Regions from separate parts of the Homo sapiens genome. Here region 2 is linked to region 1. Evidence: chromatin loops called from intact Hi-C (ENCODE). Cell type or tissue: PC-9. All regions are shown on one strand. Links, peaks and the distances in the headings refer to the core of each region. The heading gives the core; the rest is flanking DNA.

What was found. Peaks named below come from ENCODE experiments on the same cell type or tissue, not always from the same donor. Only the 100,000 strongest peaks of a DNase experiment are listed, where the experiment ranks them.
Region 2: a loop joins it to region 1, with 2.4 times the contacts of the local background. A loop is called at or near these places in 4 of 110 quality-filtered maps.

The regions. Positions count from the first base shown.
Region 1 is chr6:24,356,156-24,365,400 of GRCh38, forward strand. It overlaps DCDC2 (doublecortin domain containing 2), which reads right to left and starts at 1,904. Exons shown (of 10, transcript NM_016356.5): 1 at 1,303-1,904. The coding sequence starts at 1,595. KAAG1 (kidney associated DCDC2 antisense RNA 1) reads left to right here and starts at 748. Exons shown (of 1, transcript NR_174942.1): 1 at 748-2,130. RefSeq lists enhancers at 3,629-4,217, 4,051-4,140 and a silencer at 3,761-3,910. In PC-9, for the core only: CTCF peaks have their summits at 3,673 (motif pointing left) and 3,880; DNase peaks (open chromatin) are centred at 1,896 and 3,936; H3K4me3 peaks cover 3,326 bases; H3K27ac peaks cover 1,118 bases.
Region 2 is chr6:24,309,671-24,318,915 of GRCh38, forward strand. All of the region lies in intron 2 of DCDC2 (doublecortin domain containing 2), which reads right to left. Among named protein-coding and RNA genes, the nearest start is that of KAAG1, 43 kb to the right of the region's middle. In PC-9, for the core only: no CTCF peak of the experiment used is centred there; a DNase peak (open chromatin) is centred at 3,931; H3K4me3 peaks cover 261 bases.

The DNA.
Region 1 (9,245 bases), core at 311-8,310:
CATCAAACTGATAAATGGATAAGCATGGATATAAAAGGTAATATACCCAAATCATGGAATGTTATTCAACAATAAAAAGAATGAAGTATTGATGTATGATACAACATGGATGAACCTTGAAAATGTTACAGTAAGTGAAATAAGCCAGACATAAAGACCATATACCGTATGATTCCATTTATATGATATGTCCAGAATAGACAAATCCATAGATTCAGAAAATAGATTAGTGGTTTCCAGATGACAGGGGACAGAGGAAACTGGGAGGTACAAATGTTTTGGCGGGAGGGGTGGAAATGAACTACAATTAGTTGGTGGTGATGGTTGCACAACTCTGAATACACTGAAAGCCAATGAAATGGTTGGACTTCATGCCATGAGAAATCTATCTCAATAAAGCTGTAAAAAAAAAATGGAATGTAAAATTCTACCTGTCCTATAATGACCACCCCAACCAACTCTCAACTCACAATTCCCACATAACTTTATTTTTCTATGCACATATCCCTTTGTAGCTTGCATTAAAATTGTTAGTGTGCAGGTAGTCCAGTTAGACTGAAAGCTCCTAAAGACAAGGAATCATGCCTTGCTCATCTTTGTTCCCTGAACTGACGGTTTCTTAATTCACTGAACACTCACTATGAGTGAGCTCAAGAGCTGGGAATAAGGACCCCTGCCCTTGAAGGTCTAATCACGTTGCTGGAGACAGACAGTCGACAAATACAGTCAGCCAGTAAACTCTTCCTGCATTATGCTAACAGCATAAACATGCAGGGGGTGGGAGCAGGGTCACAAAAGTGAGTGTTGTCAATTCTACTTGGAATGAAAGGTTGAAATAATTTAAACAGTACGGGAAATGCAGAGCAATTTTCTCCTCTGGTGACAATATAGTGTCCAACACTTGGAAGTGATTTTTAAGAATGTTTATTTAAATTAAAAGGATGGATTTCCAAGGAAAAAAAATAAGGAAAAGGAAAGAAAAAACTGAACAGAAAACGCAAAAGTATCAGTTTGGTCACTAACCTTTGCAAGGATACCTTTTTATTTTCTTTAAGATTCCTGTTGTTTATACACAGATTTTAAGTTTACTCCTACTGCTGACCCAAGTGAAATTCCTTCTCCAGTCACAGTGTCAACCTCTACCCCCCAACTGCAACGAGAGTTTTGAGGGGCATCAATCACACCGAGAAGTCACAGCCCCTCAACCACTGAGGTGTGGGGGGGTAGGGATCTGCATTTCTTCATATCAACCCCACACTATAGGGCACCTAAATGGGTGGGCGGTGGGGGAGACCGACTCACTTGAGTTTCTTGAAGGCTTCCTGGCCTCCAGCCACGTAATTGCCCCCGCTCTGGATCTGGTCTAGCTTCCGGATTCGGTGGCCAGTCCGCGGGGTGTAGATGTTCCTGACGGCCCCAAAGGGTGCCTGAACGCCGCCGGTCACCTCCTTCAGGAAGACTTCGAAGCTGGACACCTTCTTCTCATGGATGACGACGCGGCGCCCCGCGTAGAAGGGGTCCCCGTTGCGGTACACAAGCACGCTCTTCACGACGGGCTGAGACAGGTGGCTGGACCTGGCGCTGCTGCCGCTCATCTTCCCCGCTGGCCGCCGCCTCAGCTCGCTGCTTCGCGTCGGGAGGCACCTCCGCTGTCCCAGCGGCCTCACCGCACCCAGGGCGCGGGATCGCCTCCTGAAACGAACGAGAAACTGACGAATCCACAGGTGAAAGAGAAGTAACGGCCGTGCGCCTAGGCGTCCACCCAGAGGAGACACTAGGAGCTTGCAGGACTCGGAGTAGACGCTCAAGTTTTTCACCGTGGCGTGCACAGCCAATCAGGACCCGCAGTGCGCGCACCACACCAGGTTCACCTGCTACGGGCAGAATCAAGGTGGACAGCTTCTGAGCAGGAGCCGGAAACGCGCGGGGCCTTCAAACAGGCACGCCTAGTGAGGGCAGGAGAGAGGAGGACGCACACACACACACACACACAAATATGGTGAAACCCAATTTCTTACATCATATCTGTGCTACCCTTTCCAAACAGCCTAATTTTTCTTTTCTCTCTTCTTGCACCTTTACCCCTCAATCTCCTGCTTGCTCCCAAATTAAAGCAATTAAGTTCCTGGATGTAGTTGCCCAGGTTTTTCTTTGCTGGAAGATAAATGTGCAAAGCCAGATGCGGTGGCTTACGCCTGCAAATTCCAGTACTTTGAGGGGCCCAGGCGGGAGGGCTGCCTAAGACCAGGAGTTCTAGACCAGCCTGGGAAACACAGGGAAAGCCCCCGTCTCTATAACGCGCCTGTGATCCCCTGAGGCAAGGAGTTTGAGACCAGCCTGACCCGGTCTCTACAATTAAAAAAAAAAAAAAAAAAAAAAAGTAGGTGGGCAGGGTATTCGCCTGTGGACCCAGCTATCTCGGAGGCTGAGGCGGGAGGATTGTTTGAGCCCAGGAGGTCGAGGCTGCAGTAACCTATGATTTTGCCACTGCACTCCAGCCTGGGCGACACAGCAAGACCCTGTCTTAGAAAATAAAATATATATTTTTTTTATATATATATTTTATATATTTTATTTTATATATATTTTATTTATTTATTTATATATTATATATTTTTATATATAATATATAAAATATATATTTTATATATTATATATAAATATATATATTATATTTATATATATATTTATATATTATATATAATATATATAATATATATGTATTATATATATTTATATATATAATATATTATATATTATATATATTATATATTATATATTTTATATATTATATATTATATATTATATATTATATATTTTATACATTATATATTATATATTATATATTTTATATATTATATATTTTATATTTTATATTTTATATATATTATATATTTTATATATCATATATATTATATATCATATATTTTTATATATTATATATTTTATATATTATATATTATATATATTATATATTTTATATATATTATATATTTTATATATTTTATATATTTTATATATATTTTATATATTTTATATATTATATATATTTTATATATTATATATTTTATATATTTTATATATTTTATATATTATATATAATATATATTTTATATTTTATATATATTATATATTTTATATTTTTTATATATATTATATATTTTATATTTTTATATATATTATATATTATATATATTTTATGTATATTATATATTATATATATTTTATATATTATATATTATATATATTTTATATATTATATATTATATATATTTATATATACTATATAGTATATATATTTATATATACTATATAATATATATTTTATATATAATATATTATATATATTTTATATATTATATATATTTTATATATATTTTTTATATATTTTATATATATTATATATTTTTATATATATATTTTATATATATTATATATATTCAGAGAGAGAAAGAGAGAATCCGGGTACCGTGACTCATGCCTGTAACCCCAGCACTTTGGGAAACTGAGGCAGGAGGCTCACTTGAGCCCGGGAGTTTGAGACCAACCTGAGCAGCACAGCAAGACCCCATCCCGGAAGGAGGGAGGGAAGGAAGGAAGGGAAAAATAACATTTAAGTGAATGAATGAATGAATGAGAAACAGAGCGAAGACTCGCGTGTCTAGGACCCCTAACCCCCTCCCCGATGATCAGCGCCGCCTGGCGGCGAAGCTCGGGTGCGCATCACGTGAAGACAGCAGGCAGCGCGCAAGCGGGGCCCTGGTTGGGGAGGCGGGCCCAGGAGGTGCCCTCCGCCGTAGTACCTACCGACACTCGCGTGCTGGAGAGGGGAGGGGAGCTCGGGCGCCGGCCGCGCGGGGGCGGGGCGGTGCGGCTCGGGTGGCACAGTGGTGAACTCTGCGGCGGCTGCGCGCCGCTCACGCTGTTCCTCCAGCTGCTGTTACCTCTGCGGGCCTCTCTCACCCAAGGGGAACGGAGTTGTTATTTCCCGCTGTTTCCATAGCAACCGCAGCCTCGCGCGGGGAGCGAGTCAGTGAACCAGGCCTGGCTTGCGCCTGGCTCCTTGGGATATGCTGGCTGCGTGGGGCAGAGGCGGAAGAACAGGGGTTTGGAGGAAGAGGGAGAAACAGGTGACATGATCATGCGCTCATTCATCATGCGCTCATTCAGTAAATGGACGCCTGCTGTGTGCAAGGCCCTGTGCTAGTTGGGGCCACGGCGGTGAAAAGGAAAACCTACAAAATTTTGAGTGCCTACCCTGTGCCAAGCTTTACGCCAGGGAAAGGATTTTTTCACTGCCGCAAGAAGGCTAAATGTCTGACTGGCTGTCCAAGAGCCCACATCTGTGCTATTTGTGTAGATTGTTAGCTCTGTCTGAGGAATAACAGGGAGAGGAGTTGTGAGAATAGTAACAGCCCCAGTAAAGAGTCGCTTTGTCCAGTCCAGTCTGGGACATACATATTGTGGCACCAGGAAAATGTTTAAAGAGTTGAAATTTTGCAGCTCATCTCTGCCAGTGTTTCCTTCATTCCTCCTAAGACTTTTCTACCATGTGTCATGTCCAAATTACTGGGTGTTCCTAACTCATCATGTACGAATAAAAAGAACTGCCATTAATTGAACACTATAACCATGGACCAGGCATTATGTAAGGCACTTTATGTAGATTATCTAATATTCACAATAACCTTCAGAGGTAAATATTATTCTTTCCTCAGATGAGGAAACTGAAGGGTAGAGAAATCAAAGACATTTACCTCAGGTCACACACACAGGAATTCAAACCCATTCTAAGGATTAGAAAACGAAAGAGAGAGAGAGAGTTCAAACCCAGTTCTGTCTTATTCCACAAGCTCCATAACCAGTCATATCACTGTGAAAGATGAATGTGTGGGACATTGCAATCTGGAGAGAAACTTTTTTTTTCCTTCGAGATTTCTGTTCTGAAGAAATATTTTTATTAAAGCCATGTAATACATTAATGCTTTGAAAGTTAACAGTTTTCAAACGCAGGAACAAAAAACCAAATACCCGCATGTTCTCACATATAAGTAGGAGTTAAATGAGGAGAACTCACGGACACAAAGAAGGGAACAACAGATACTGGGGCCTACTTGAGGGTGGAGCGTGGGAGGAGGGAGAGGAGCAGAAAAAATAACTGTTGAGTATCAGGCTTAGTACCTGGGTGATGAAATAATCTGTACAACAAACCTCCGTGACACGAGTTACCTATATAACAAATCTGCACATGTACCCCTGAACCTAAAATGAAAGTTAAAAAAAAAAAAAGTTAACAAATTTCAAAAGAAGGCCAAAGAGAACAATACAGGGAGGAAATAGACAAGGGAAATTTTGTGAGCTGCTTGTGGAGAATGCACAGGTTGAGGGATGGATGGGGAAAATACCTGTGAAAATGTGCTACCACATAGGTGAGTAAGACAGAATACTTGTTATGTGGAAATGGAAGGCAATCAATTAAGTAGCCCCCTCCCCAAACAACCTAAAATTCCCTATCATCTATATTAGCCCAGTGTAAAATGAAAATGTGGCCTCTTATTCAAAAATTAAGAATTTTATGTTAGCAACAGCAGAGCATTAAACCAATCATGGGGTCCTTCTTGATGTGGGGACCCTGACGCCAGCCCATGAAGCTGCCCGCATCAAGTCTATGCCTCCCACTGCGGTATCTCCAACCCGGATGTGTCTCCTGAGCTTAGATTCATTTATCCAGATGTCTCTTGGATATGATGTGGTGATAAGTGTTTAACTGCTGGCTTTTAGGAGGGAAGAGAAGGCCTTAATTCATAGCATTTGCCAATCTCTGTAGTTTACTCCAAATATGGCCAATTTCCAGATGCCAGTCTAACATCACTGAAGCCATGAAATGTGCAGTAGCAAGTCATTGTATGGTATTTCCACCATGCAGGCACAGCAGACTTGTGTAACTTTAAGAGCACAGATAGTAGTAAAATGTAGATGGAGATGAGTTTTGAGTATTTATTATCTTTGTTTTCAATGTAATTTATTTAATTGTATATTTATACAATTATTTTTTATTTAATTGCATATTTATACAATTTTTATTTAATTGTATATTTATACAATTATTTTTTATTTAATTGTATGTTTATACAATTATTTTTTATTTAATTGTATGTTGATACAATTATTTTTTATTTAATTGTATGTTGATACAATTATTTTTTATTTAATTGTATGTTTATACAATTATTTTTTATTTAATTGTATATTTATACAATTATTTTTTATTTAATTGTATATTTATACAATTATTTTTTATTTAATTGTATATTTATACAATTTTTTTATTTAATTGTATATTTATACAATTATTTTTTATTTAATTGTATATTTATACAATTATTTTTTATTTAATCGTATATTTATAAAATTACTTTTTAACAATGCCCATGTTTACAATTCCTGAGAATTTAACAGTTGCCTCACACGCCAGAACAAGGCAGTTCCAGGCACACAATTCTCCTGACAGCTTCTCTAGACCATCTAAAAGGCAGCCTAGACTCGAAACGTTCACGGGATCTCAAGTTTTCCTCAAAATCACTTTTCCTATGTTTCCTGTCTCCACAAATGGACCCTCATCTACTCATTTGCTCAAAGCTAGAACATATACATTTCTCTTCTTCACAGAACACATTTAACTGTGGCAGAGGAACAACAAAAACAGTCAGATATTTGCAATCTCTCTCCCTGCTCCAGATGCTTGCTGAATTGGTTTTGGAGCTCTTCTCTCTTGTGCAAAGTCCGAACACTGAGCAAAGTGAGAAGGCTTTAAGAAGCCAGAAAGGTTAGATAAACCCTGATCACGAAGAGCTGAGGTAGAATGAGGAGCGGAATGCTAAGGAATGAGGAGCTTCAGATGGATGCAAGGGAATGTTTGAGAACACACATAGGAAAGGAGGGGAGAGTTTTTGTATTTTAGCTTCTTCCTAAGTATATGAAAGGCATTGAGAATGAGAGAGATGGCCAAAGAAGATTCTTAAAGAAGTGTTGCTGTGCATTAAAAATAATACCACCAGCAGGGCACGGTGGCTCAAGCCTGTAATCCCAGCACTTTGAGATGCTGAGGCAGGTGGATTGCTTGAGCCCAGCAGTTTGAGACCAGCCTGGCCAACATGGCAAAACCCCATCTCTAAAAAAACAAAAAACTAAAAAAATTATCAGGGCATAGTGGCATGCTCCTGTAGTCCCAGCTACTCAGGAGACTGAGGTGGGAGAATCATCAGAGCCTGGGAAGTTGAGGCTGCAGTGAGCCATGCTCATGCCGTTACACTGCAGCCTGGGTAACAGAATAAGACCCTGTCTCAAAAAATCAAAAAGAAAAATAATAATACCAACAAGGCATTTGCTGTTTCCTCAAGAGCCTAGATCTCTGAAATGCTTTCAATTATATATTTCTGCTTAAGCAATATTTATTTTGATGTAATACTGTGCTAAAACCAGACCACATTGCACCCTAGGTTTATAAGGGCTCTTCAACTAATCACCAAGTTCTATCAATTCTATCTCTCAAATATTTTTTAAATCCATCCACTTATCTCCAAACCCATTTCCACATTTTGAATTCAAGGCATCATCATCCCCTAAGAGGTAACCCTGTCTCCAGTTTGCTTCCCTATTATCCATTCTCCACAGAACAGTCATCCTGAAAGGTCGCTGAAAACACAGATCTATCCATTTCACTTTCCAGCTTAAAATTCTTCAAATCCTTATCATTTCTCTTACAGTGAAATCCAATATCATCAACTTTGATGACAAAGCCATAAATATACTACTCTTGTTGCTTTAGTTTCCATCTCTTCTCACGCAAATCTTCCTATGGCTCTCCAAAGTGAAGACTTGTACCATCGCTTCCTTTAAAATCCCTTTGGATGTACTTTACAGCCCCTTATCCCCCCATTCCTATTTATTTGGCTCCTTCCAACTCCCTCTATAGATCAAGTTCCAACTTAAATGTCAGTTCCCCAGGAAATCTTCTCTACCCCACTCCCCAGATCAGGATAAACCCCCAACATATTACATATTTTTTCTCTATAGGTTTTATCAATTATAAGTATAAATTTTTAAATGTTTATTTATTTTTAAAAGATGGGATCTCACTATGTTGCCCAGGCTGGAGAGCAGTGGTTACTCAAAGGCATGAGCATAACATACTGCAGCCTTGACCTCATAGGCTCAGGTGATCCTCCCACCTCAGCCTCCCAAGTAGGTAGGACTACAGGTACAAGTCACCATGCCTGGCTACGTAATTACAAATCTTCATATAATTATATGTTTAATTGTAAAGCTTTATATAATTACATGTTTAATCTTTGTAGAGTTAAATGTTTATATGTATAAATTCCCTAAGGAAAAGGATTGTGTTCATTTTATTCATCAATGTCTTACTAGTACCTAGCACAGAGGCTGGAACATAGTAAGTATTAAATAATTATTTCATGAATGCATAAACAAAAGGAAAATATATTAAGTTTAAAAATTAACCTAAAACTTCAAAAACTGGAAAATGCTCCTGTAGAAGGAAACATATTTTCAGATCAGCAAAAAAAAAAAAAGTACAGTCCTTGACAACCGAAGAGATTCTAAGACTAATTGCTTAGCTTCCACAGAAAATGCACAGCCACGTGCAGAGGTGTGCACCTACACAGGAAACCAAGCTCTCTTAGCCAGTATTGAGTTTTAATATCCTTTCAAGGCAACAGAGATATGTATTAAATGTGAGACATATTCTGCTAGTTTTTCCTTAAAAAGTGTCACCTTTACAATTGGTTTTCACATCTTAGCCTCAAAAAGAACAGGAACTTGAGGGCCTTGAGACTGTTTCTTGGACCTACACATGGGTAACGGTGACTCTCTGACAAGCCTCTTGTCAGGTGAATTCAATTAGTTCTGGTAATGGCTAACCTCTCCTTCAAATCCACGTGCTAGGTGGCCTACCCCAGTTGGCTATATTAACTGGCTAACTCATTGGCCAATATTGACTATAAGGGGTATCATCCTTAACTCCTATCCAGAACCAAATCCTGTAGCTTCCATTTGCCTAACATACCTTAATCCTTCCTCTACTGCTCATCCTCATTGCCTCACCTAGGTTTAGAGCTTTGTTTGTTTGTTTTGGAACAGAGATTTGCTCGTCACCCAGGTTGGAGTGCAACGGCATGATCTCGGCTTACTGCAACCTCTGCCTCTCGGGTTCAAGCAGTTCT
Region 2 (9,245 bases), core at 800-8,799, 46 kb before region 1:
TGGAACAAAAAAACAAATAACATGATAAACTCGATTCTAATCATGCCAGTAATTCAGTAAATTCAAATGAACTAAAAATTCCAACTAAAGGACAGAGACAGGCAGACTGGAAAAAGGAACAAGATCTCACAATATACTGTTTATAAGAGACACACTTTAAATATAAAGACGTGAGTAGGCCAGGTATGGTGGCCCATGCCCATAATCCCAGCAGTTTGGCAGGCTGAAATGGGAGGACTGCTTGAGCCCAGGAGTTCAGGACCAGCTTGGGCAACATAGTGAGACCCTGTCTATTAAAAAAATAATAATTAAAAAAAAGACAAAAACAAGATATGGGTAGGTTAAAACTATGGAAAAAGATATACCAGATAAATATTAATCAAGTAAATTCAGATGTTTTTGGTCAATGCAAAATTACAAAAGAAACATAATATCCATTTTCTTGATTAATTTTCATAGTAGATTTGTATTAAAGTGTTTTTTAAACAAATATACTTTTTATACTTGGCTATGTCTTAGAGAACATTATATCCCATATAATATCTGATGTGCTAAAATATCTTTTTCTAGTATTGTGCTCTTTTGGATGTAAGAAAATCGAGCTCCAAAAAATTAAGCTCCAGAAAATTAAATAAGTATTGTTAATCTGAAATAGTACAGCTCCCGGGTATTTTGGGTATATAATCTTCTATGGTATCAAAGGAAAATACTAACTGCATAACTGGATACTCCATCACAGTTCAGCAATATGTTGTCTCTGAACCCCATCCTTCTGTGACCATTCTCAGTTTCCTATACCAACAACTCCTCCTCCTTGGCTCACATTAAATGTTGGTATTTCCCCCCAAGAATTCCATCTCTGCCTTCCCGGCTTTTAACCCAAACACTCTCTTGGTCAAATTTATCACATGCCATGTTGTTTATGACCAACATCATTTTGCCAATGACAACCAAATCCCTATCTCTAGTCCAAATTTTTCTCCTGACACCAAATCTGTATACCCAGCTGGATATGTCTAATGCTTTTCATTAAAACTAAGATTTGTAAAAGTCTGTCTATACCTAAACAGTCATCAAGTCAGCAGAGTCACTAAAACATAAGAAATTTGTTTTGCATTATTCAGTTTTCATAAATCACCTGCATTTTTTTTCAAAGCAGTTGCAAGAAAATGTTACCACAGGACACATCGTTACCACTGATGAAATCCCAGAGCTCTCCCCACTCAAAATTATTTTATCTGTCCCCTTCTTACCTGCCCCCACAGCCCAAGGCCAGGTCCTCACAAATCCTCTAGGAGCTGCACCTAGCATGGTCTAACCAGGATTCCTGCCTCTAGCATCTTTCCTCTCTCATCCAACTCTGTGTGAATTCATCTTCCTGAAGCACAGACCCAAACATGTGATGTCTCTCTGCAAACACCTATAAAAGCTGCCACTGGCTTCAGATGATGTCCTCGTGTCTTGGACTGGACTTGATTATTTGGATCATATTTGAGCTGACCCCATCCTACCACACTGTAACCTTATTTCTCCTATTGCCACATTTACCATTCACTTGGCTGGATAATTTCTCTCTTCCAAAATGCAAATCATTTTGTCTGAACTTTTCATGCAATACTTTTTATACAATACTTTTTATAAAGTTAACATATTCCCCAATGGCATCAATATTTATGTAGACTGCATATTTATTTGTTTTCTTAGTAAACAGCCTTATCTATAACCAAAAAACCTATTATTGGTGCTTTGAATACAGAATTTGCTCAGTACATACTTTAATTAAACAACAATTAGGACACCAATTTTTGAGCATATATTATGCCCAGAACTGCATCAAATACTTTCCATATGTTACTTTGACTTTTCACAATATCATTCTAAGGTAGTTATTTTCTAATAAATTTACAGTTGTAAAACACATCAGAATTTACAAAAGGTTTTCATTTATATTCACATTTGTTCCTCAAAATAACCTTATGAGGCTACCATTACTCTAATTGTATAGATGGGAAAAGATGAGCCTCCCCATCTCTCAAGGTCATGCAGTAAGCAAAGAAGCAGTCACATGAATCCACTTCTGACTTCCAAACCAGAGTTCTTCCTACTGTGCCTTGCAGCACATACGTTCTCACGTTCACCCAAGTCTGTCTCCCCTTGACTACTATCAAATATTCTTCACATGAGGCTAACAGTACAATTTATGTACAACCTGATGTCAGGCCTCTGAGCCCAAGCTAAGCCATCATATCCCCTGTGACCTGCACATATGCATTCAGATGGCCTGAAGCAACTGAAGAACCACAAAAGAAGTGAAAATAGCCAGTTCCTGCCTTAACTGATGACATTCCACCATTGTGATTTGTTCCTGCCCCACCCTAACTGACCAATTGACCTTGTGACATTCCTTCTCCTGGACAGTGAGTCTCAGGAGCTCCCCACCGAGCACCTTGTGACCCCCACCCCCGCCTGCAAGAGAACAACTCCCCTTAACTGCAATTTTCCACTACCTACCCAAATCCTGTAAAACTGCCTCACCCCATCTCCCTTTGCTGACTCCTTTTTCGGACTCAGTCTGACTGCACCCAGGTGATTAAAAAGCTTTATTGCTCACACAAAGCCTGTTTGGTGGTCTCTTCACATGGACACGTAACACCTCAGTGGAATGAAAATTAAAATCTGTTAATCCCAGTAACTTCTAGAAATTCCATAATCCAGGGATGGTGGCAAAATCAGGCCAGCCACGGAAATATTTTGGAAAGAATCTCTTTACCGGCATTGTTATATAATAATATTTTTTTTTAAATTCCAATTGCACTAACCAGTGAGAAACTAGTTAGAGAATATGTCTTTAATTATAACGAACAAGCTGTCTGGAACATTCCCAGAAGGGTCCAGTTAGTTTCTATGAGCTGATGAAACCACTCATCTCTACCTGGGTCCTATTGGTCCCCATGTTGCTGTACCCAGTACACAGGCTGATTTCCAAAGGAAAGGTTAGGGCTTATCTGTCAAGTGTGGATTATCATTCCTTATTCAGATGGCTATTTTCCTCCCAATAATGGATACCATAGCATCGGTTTGCATATTTTGCCTTTTGTACTGTGATCTAAATGAATACCTCCATTCACTGAGACAGGAAAACAACTCAAACCAAATTAACAAACAAACAGATGATATGCTATTCAAAACAAAGCAAAGTAAAATATTTCTTTTTTAACCTAAAAATGACCCAGAAGATAAGATACCCATCATAAGTAATACCTTCTTTGGAAAACTCTTCAATGTAAGTATATATTAAGTAAATGTTTATATTCCTAAGTCTTCTCAGGAAATTTTGATGCTTCAAATCAGTTTTCATACCACAAATTTTTAAGCTATTGAAATTCTGGTTTGATTTTTCTCTTTATTGTTTTCTGTGGAATATATCACCACAGAAATATTTCCACAGATGATCCTAAGCATTCTGAATATATAATGTTAAGCCTCAAGTGTACTAACTTATTCTAAAAATAATTATTTGCAATGGGCACTTACAAGAAAATAAATGTTACTTGAATACTTGTTAAGGTATTCACAAGTAAATGCCCATGGGTTTCCCTAATGCTATGCTTAAGAGAATAATATGGCCCCCATAAAGTTAAAAAATAACCAATTAACTCAAGAGAATTCTCAGAAGTCTACAGGAACTGCCACTAAGCAAGCACTGGGGAAAAAAAAAATAAAAGTATTTGGGGATTGTTTGTCTTTTCTTTTGTATTCTTTCTTAACTTACTACACCATACTTAGATTTCACCATTGCCATTTTTTGTTTTTGTTTTATTTTCCCAAATGGGATTTTGGTTATCAAACATATCTAGGCAGTGGAATGTAAATTTTCCACTAGGAATGCAGAGCAGCTGACAGTGTGTACATAACAATGCAAGATAAAAGTGAGCAATGCTGAGTATGCAGCGGGCAGCCCGTGTGGGCGGGTGCAGCTTCCACCTGCAAGGAAATAAGTCATTTAGCCCCCAGGATTCCCACTGGAGAATGTGCCAACTGTACATGATCTACATTCAGTCCTTCAGAAATACTATGAAAGCTGTGAACCCACCAACAGATGGCAAGAAAAGGGAAGCTAACATTTTTGGCAAATATTAGTTTTTCACCCACAATGTGCTGGCTTTATGATCTCTTCAGAGGATTCAGCAGAGGAGGACAGACGGGGTCCCCACTCTCACTGAGCTTACAGGGATGGCAGACAGTAAAGGGGTAAAGGGAAGAATAAGGTGGTGCAGCTTATTCAGGAGCACTGGACTGGGAGTCAGCTCCTAGCCCTAGAAGCGCAGCTCCTCACTGAGTTTCCGGAGGCAGTCACTTCACCAATATGGGTGACTTGCATACTCAGCTACAGGATGAGGGCACTGCATTTCAGCAATCTCTCCAAGTTCTCACATTCTCCAAAAATACTAAAGTGTTATTAAAATACAAGTTATTTCAAACAAAAATAGAGCTTTTAAAATTAAACTATTAAAAATATGAGCCAGGCATGGTGGCTCATGCCTGTAATCCCAGCACCTTGGGAGGCCAAGGCAAGAGAATCACTTGAAGCTCAGAGTTCGAGACCAGTCTGGGCAACATAGTGAGACCTTGTTTCTACAAAAAGGTTTAAAATTAGCTAGGTGCAGTGGCTCATTCCTATAATCCCAGCTACTCAGGAGGCTGAGGTGGGAGGATTGCCTGAGCCTAGGCGTTCCAGGTTGAAATGAGCTATGATCATGCTACTCTATATATTCCAGTCTGGGCAACAGAGCAAGACGTTGTCTCAAAAAAAACAAAAACAAAAACAAAAAAGCACTAAAATTAAAACTAAAAATATGGCCTTACTAACCCTAAATGTCAAACAATTGCTAAGGCAATAGGAACCTCCAAAATGGAACAAATCATCATTATGAACATCAATGGAATCCGATATAGGAATCTTCTCATAACTGTTTAAAAAAATGAACATTGACTAGATCAGCTAGGTTTTTAATATAATAACCTATAAACTTCAGTTTCAATTGCTTACTAGATGCCACATTTCACAAGGCAAACGTGATAGTAATTAAATTTGAATAAGTGTCAGTGTTGGAAAAAAGTCCGGAAGATCAGAAACCCTTCCTAACAGGGTCACAACTGTTCAGCAACAGACCAATGATGCTGCTAACTTGCATTGTTCTAGGTGGTTTCAAGGTAGAGAAACGTGTCCTGTCCTTAACCAAAACTGATATACTAGTGCTAAGTGCTTGAGATCTTTCAAAAGAAATATATTTTTCTTGTAATAGGACTAAAACCTAAATTTAAGAATCTGAGCATGTTTCCCACTCAAATTAATCCTGCCTCAGCAGTTCATGTCCGTTTTCCCCATTGCTATATAATAGCTATACCTCTCTGATAGATATACTAGTGGAATACACTTTGATTTCCAAAAACACACTTTAAGGGCAATGTTCCAGGATGGAAAATGATATTGATCTTTGCTTTTTTTTTTTTTTTAAATAACCAGCCCCATAAATAGTCCCAGATAATGCATGTTTCTGTAGCTCCTTAGCGAAGCACTTACACCTTAAGGAACCTCCTAGAACCAAGTCGTCCACACCAGCCACCAGCCTTTACTGCAGTGGTTGAGGACATCTGAAGAACCCCAATGCAGAGAAGAAAGCCTTCCATACATGATACTCCCCTTCCAAAGGAAGAGACAGGCCCTAAGAGGCACCCCACATTCTGAAATCAGAAGCTGTCTACAGTAAATCGTCTATGTACCTCCTAGTTTATTTACTATCCACAGAGAGGGCTCATTCATTCAATGACATCTATCAGTCATCTACTGTGTGACAGGCACTGGACTAAGTGTTGAGTATTTGTTGGTAAATAAAATAGTCAAGACCCCTGCCTTCATGAAGCCCACAAAATAACAGAGAGGGTTAGTGATACACAAAAAAATAAGAAATCAAACCAAAAAAATACTTTGGGAGCAGAAAGGAGGCTGGAGTAGCTGGAGTGCAGTAGGGAGAAGGAGGAAAGGACAGGCTGGCGGGCACAATGCAGGGCCTCCTACACCAAAGAAAGAAGGCTAAGTTTCAGCCTAAGCATAATTAGACTCCACTGCAGATTTTTATAAACATCACCCCAGCTGCCACATGGAGAAGAGACTGCAGAAAGCAAGAATGGAAGCAAGGAGACCAAAAAGGAGGCTGGTGAGTTATCCAAGTCAGAGATGGTGGTAGCTTTTCCTGGGGGATGACTGAGGAAAAAAAGAAAAGTGGGTGAAGCCTAGATACATGTTTGCAGTAGAAGCTGGAACTTGCTGAAAGAAGTTTGTGGCTAGTAAGCGAAGGAGACCTGGAACAGTCAGGTGGACAGTGATGCTGTCTACTGGGACAGAGAACATTTGCACTTGCTGTGGATCCAGAGTTCAGTCTTGGACATTACATCTGAGATGCCTATGAGACCTCCAGATAGAGGTGCCATTCATGCAGGCAGGCTGGGGCTCCATGAAGTCAGGGCTAGAGACACAGATGTGGGAGTAATCAGCATACTGATCATATTTAAAGCCATGAAAATGAAAGTGTTCAGCAACGAAGAGAGTAGAAAGCAAAGAAAATGGTTCAGGACCAAGCTTTGGGGTTGGGTAATGGAGGAGAAAAAAATTCCAGAGGACTCAGGAGAAAAGTGGACAGGGAGGTAGGAGAGTGCAATGGTAAGGGGTAAACCAAGAGAGCGAACCATTTCAGAAGCTAAGAGAGAAGGATCAGCTGTATGGATGCCACTAATGGAAATATTAAGATAAACGAGTAAGAAACAAATGCCTAAATACTGCCAAATTCAGAGTGCTTTAAGAAAACCTGAAGTTTTACATATTCTACAGGTTATTCAAAAATCATTTATCCAATGCTGAGAAATTTGAGGCAAAACTACCTTACTGATAACATTTTAAATTAATATGTTTTTTCAAAACTCTGTAGAATTAGGTATTCAGAGGCATAAAATGTGTTATATCCTTTGACAGTAAATGTCTGCCTGATTTATCCTGATAAAATAATTAAGATGTGGAAAAAAGCTATATACTTAAAGATGATGACTCAAACAATAGAAATTTTCTAAATACAATTGTATTAAGTAACTTATGACATCAGCTCAATAAAACAGTATATATTGCTATCAAAAATGATGACAAAGACGATGCAAGTATGAAAAATACAAGGAAAACAATATAAGAGAAAAATAATGAAAAAAGCTTTGTATAAAATATTCCATGATTACAACTCTGTATATACATATGTGTATATACATATATATGTAGAGAGAGAGAGAGAGAGACAAATTTGACTTCGTAAAAACAAAAAGCTATTTTTCCATGGCAAAAACACTACATATATGCACACATACATGCATACATCTGTATTTACAGATGTATGTATGGAGAAAAACTGAAAGATAATTTTAAAATATGAAATCCAATTGTTTGAATGTTAGACTCAGGGACAATATATTTTTCATTTTTTAAAAACTATACTTATTCTAAACTACAATTTTGATAATTTTTAAACCATAATTTTAAAAATTAATTTTAGCAGGGTGGTACTTGTGCATAGACAAATAGACCAGAGGAATAGACTAGAAAGCCCAGAAACAGACCAAAGGAAGTACATATGGAAATTTAGTATATGATGAAGTTGGCATTTCAAATCACTGGAGCAAAGATAAACTTTCAATAAATGGCTTTGGGACAGTGGGGTAGCCTAGGCATCTCTGGAAAAAGAGAAAATTCGATCCATATCTTATACTATAGACAAGAATGAACTCCAAATGGAATAGTAATATAAAAGTACAAAATGAAATCATACAAGTACTAAAAGAAAACATGGGTGAATTCCTCTTTAGCCTTGGTAAAGACAAAGACTTTCTAATTATGACTCCATATCCAGAGGCAATAAGCTGGATAAATTTGACTAACATAAAAACAAAAAATCATTTTTCCATGACAAAAAAAGCACCATAAGCAAAGTCATAAGACAATTGACAAACTAGAAGAAAATATTCACAACCTATATCAGAGATAAAGCATAAATATCCTTAATGTAAAAAGAACTCTTTATACAAATAAAAAAAAAACTCTTTATACTCTGATAGAAAAAATGAAAGGACAAGAACAGGCAATTCATGTTTTTAAAAAAAATCTAAAAATTGATCTTTACACATATAAAAAATGTTCGAACTTGTAACTAGAGAAATGCAAATTAGAACAACACCAAGATACCATTTCTCACCTACTAGATGGCAAACAATGAAAAAGTAAGGCAACATATTTGTTTTTTAAGACAGTAGAAACAGACACTCCCATACATTGATGATAGGAACACGAATTGGCACAAAGCTTCCAGAGGGGAATTTAGCAATGTCTAACAAAACTACATATTCCCCCATCTTTTGGCCCAGCAATGCCACTTCTATAAATCTACTCTAAATATATACCTCCAACAAATGAGACAAAAATACATATTCACAGTTTTATTCATTGTAGTATTATTTATAATTCCAAAATATTAGAAACAACCTAAATGTCCATACATAGGAGAGTGCTTAAATATAGCACATCCATACGATGGAGGGCTCTGAAGTTGCAGTAAGGTGTGAGAAAGATCTTTACATACCAATATGGAGAGGTTTCCAAGACATACTGGGTTTTTTGTTGTTGTTGTTAGTTTTTTTAGTTGTTTTTTGTATAAATTTAAGTGGTACAAGTGCATTTTTATTACACGGATATATTGCATAGTGGTGAAGTTTGGACTTTTAGTGTATCCATCACTGGAATAATGTACAATGTATCCACTAAGTAATTTCTCATCATTCATCCCCTTCTGCTCCAGCATCCTTCTGAGTCTCTAATGTCTATCATTCCACATTCTATGTCCATTTGTACACATTATTTAGGTCCCACTTATAAGTGGGAATATGCACTTCCTATGTCTTCCTGTGTCTGAGTAGTTACGCTTAAGATAATGGCTTCCAGTTCCATCCATGTTGCGGCAAAAGACATAATTTCATTCTTTTTAACAGCTGAATAATATTCCGTTTTATATACGTACGTGTGTGTGTGTGTGTGTGTATTATATCACATTTTCTGTATCCAGTTATCTGTTGATGGACACTTAGGTTGAGTCCATATCTCTGCTATTGTGAATAGTGCTGAGATAAACATATGAGTGCAGGTATCTTTTTTG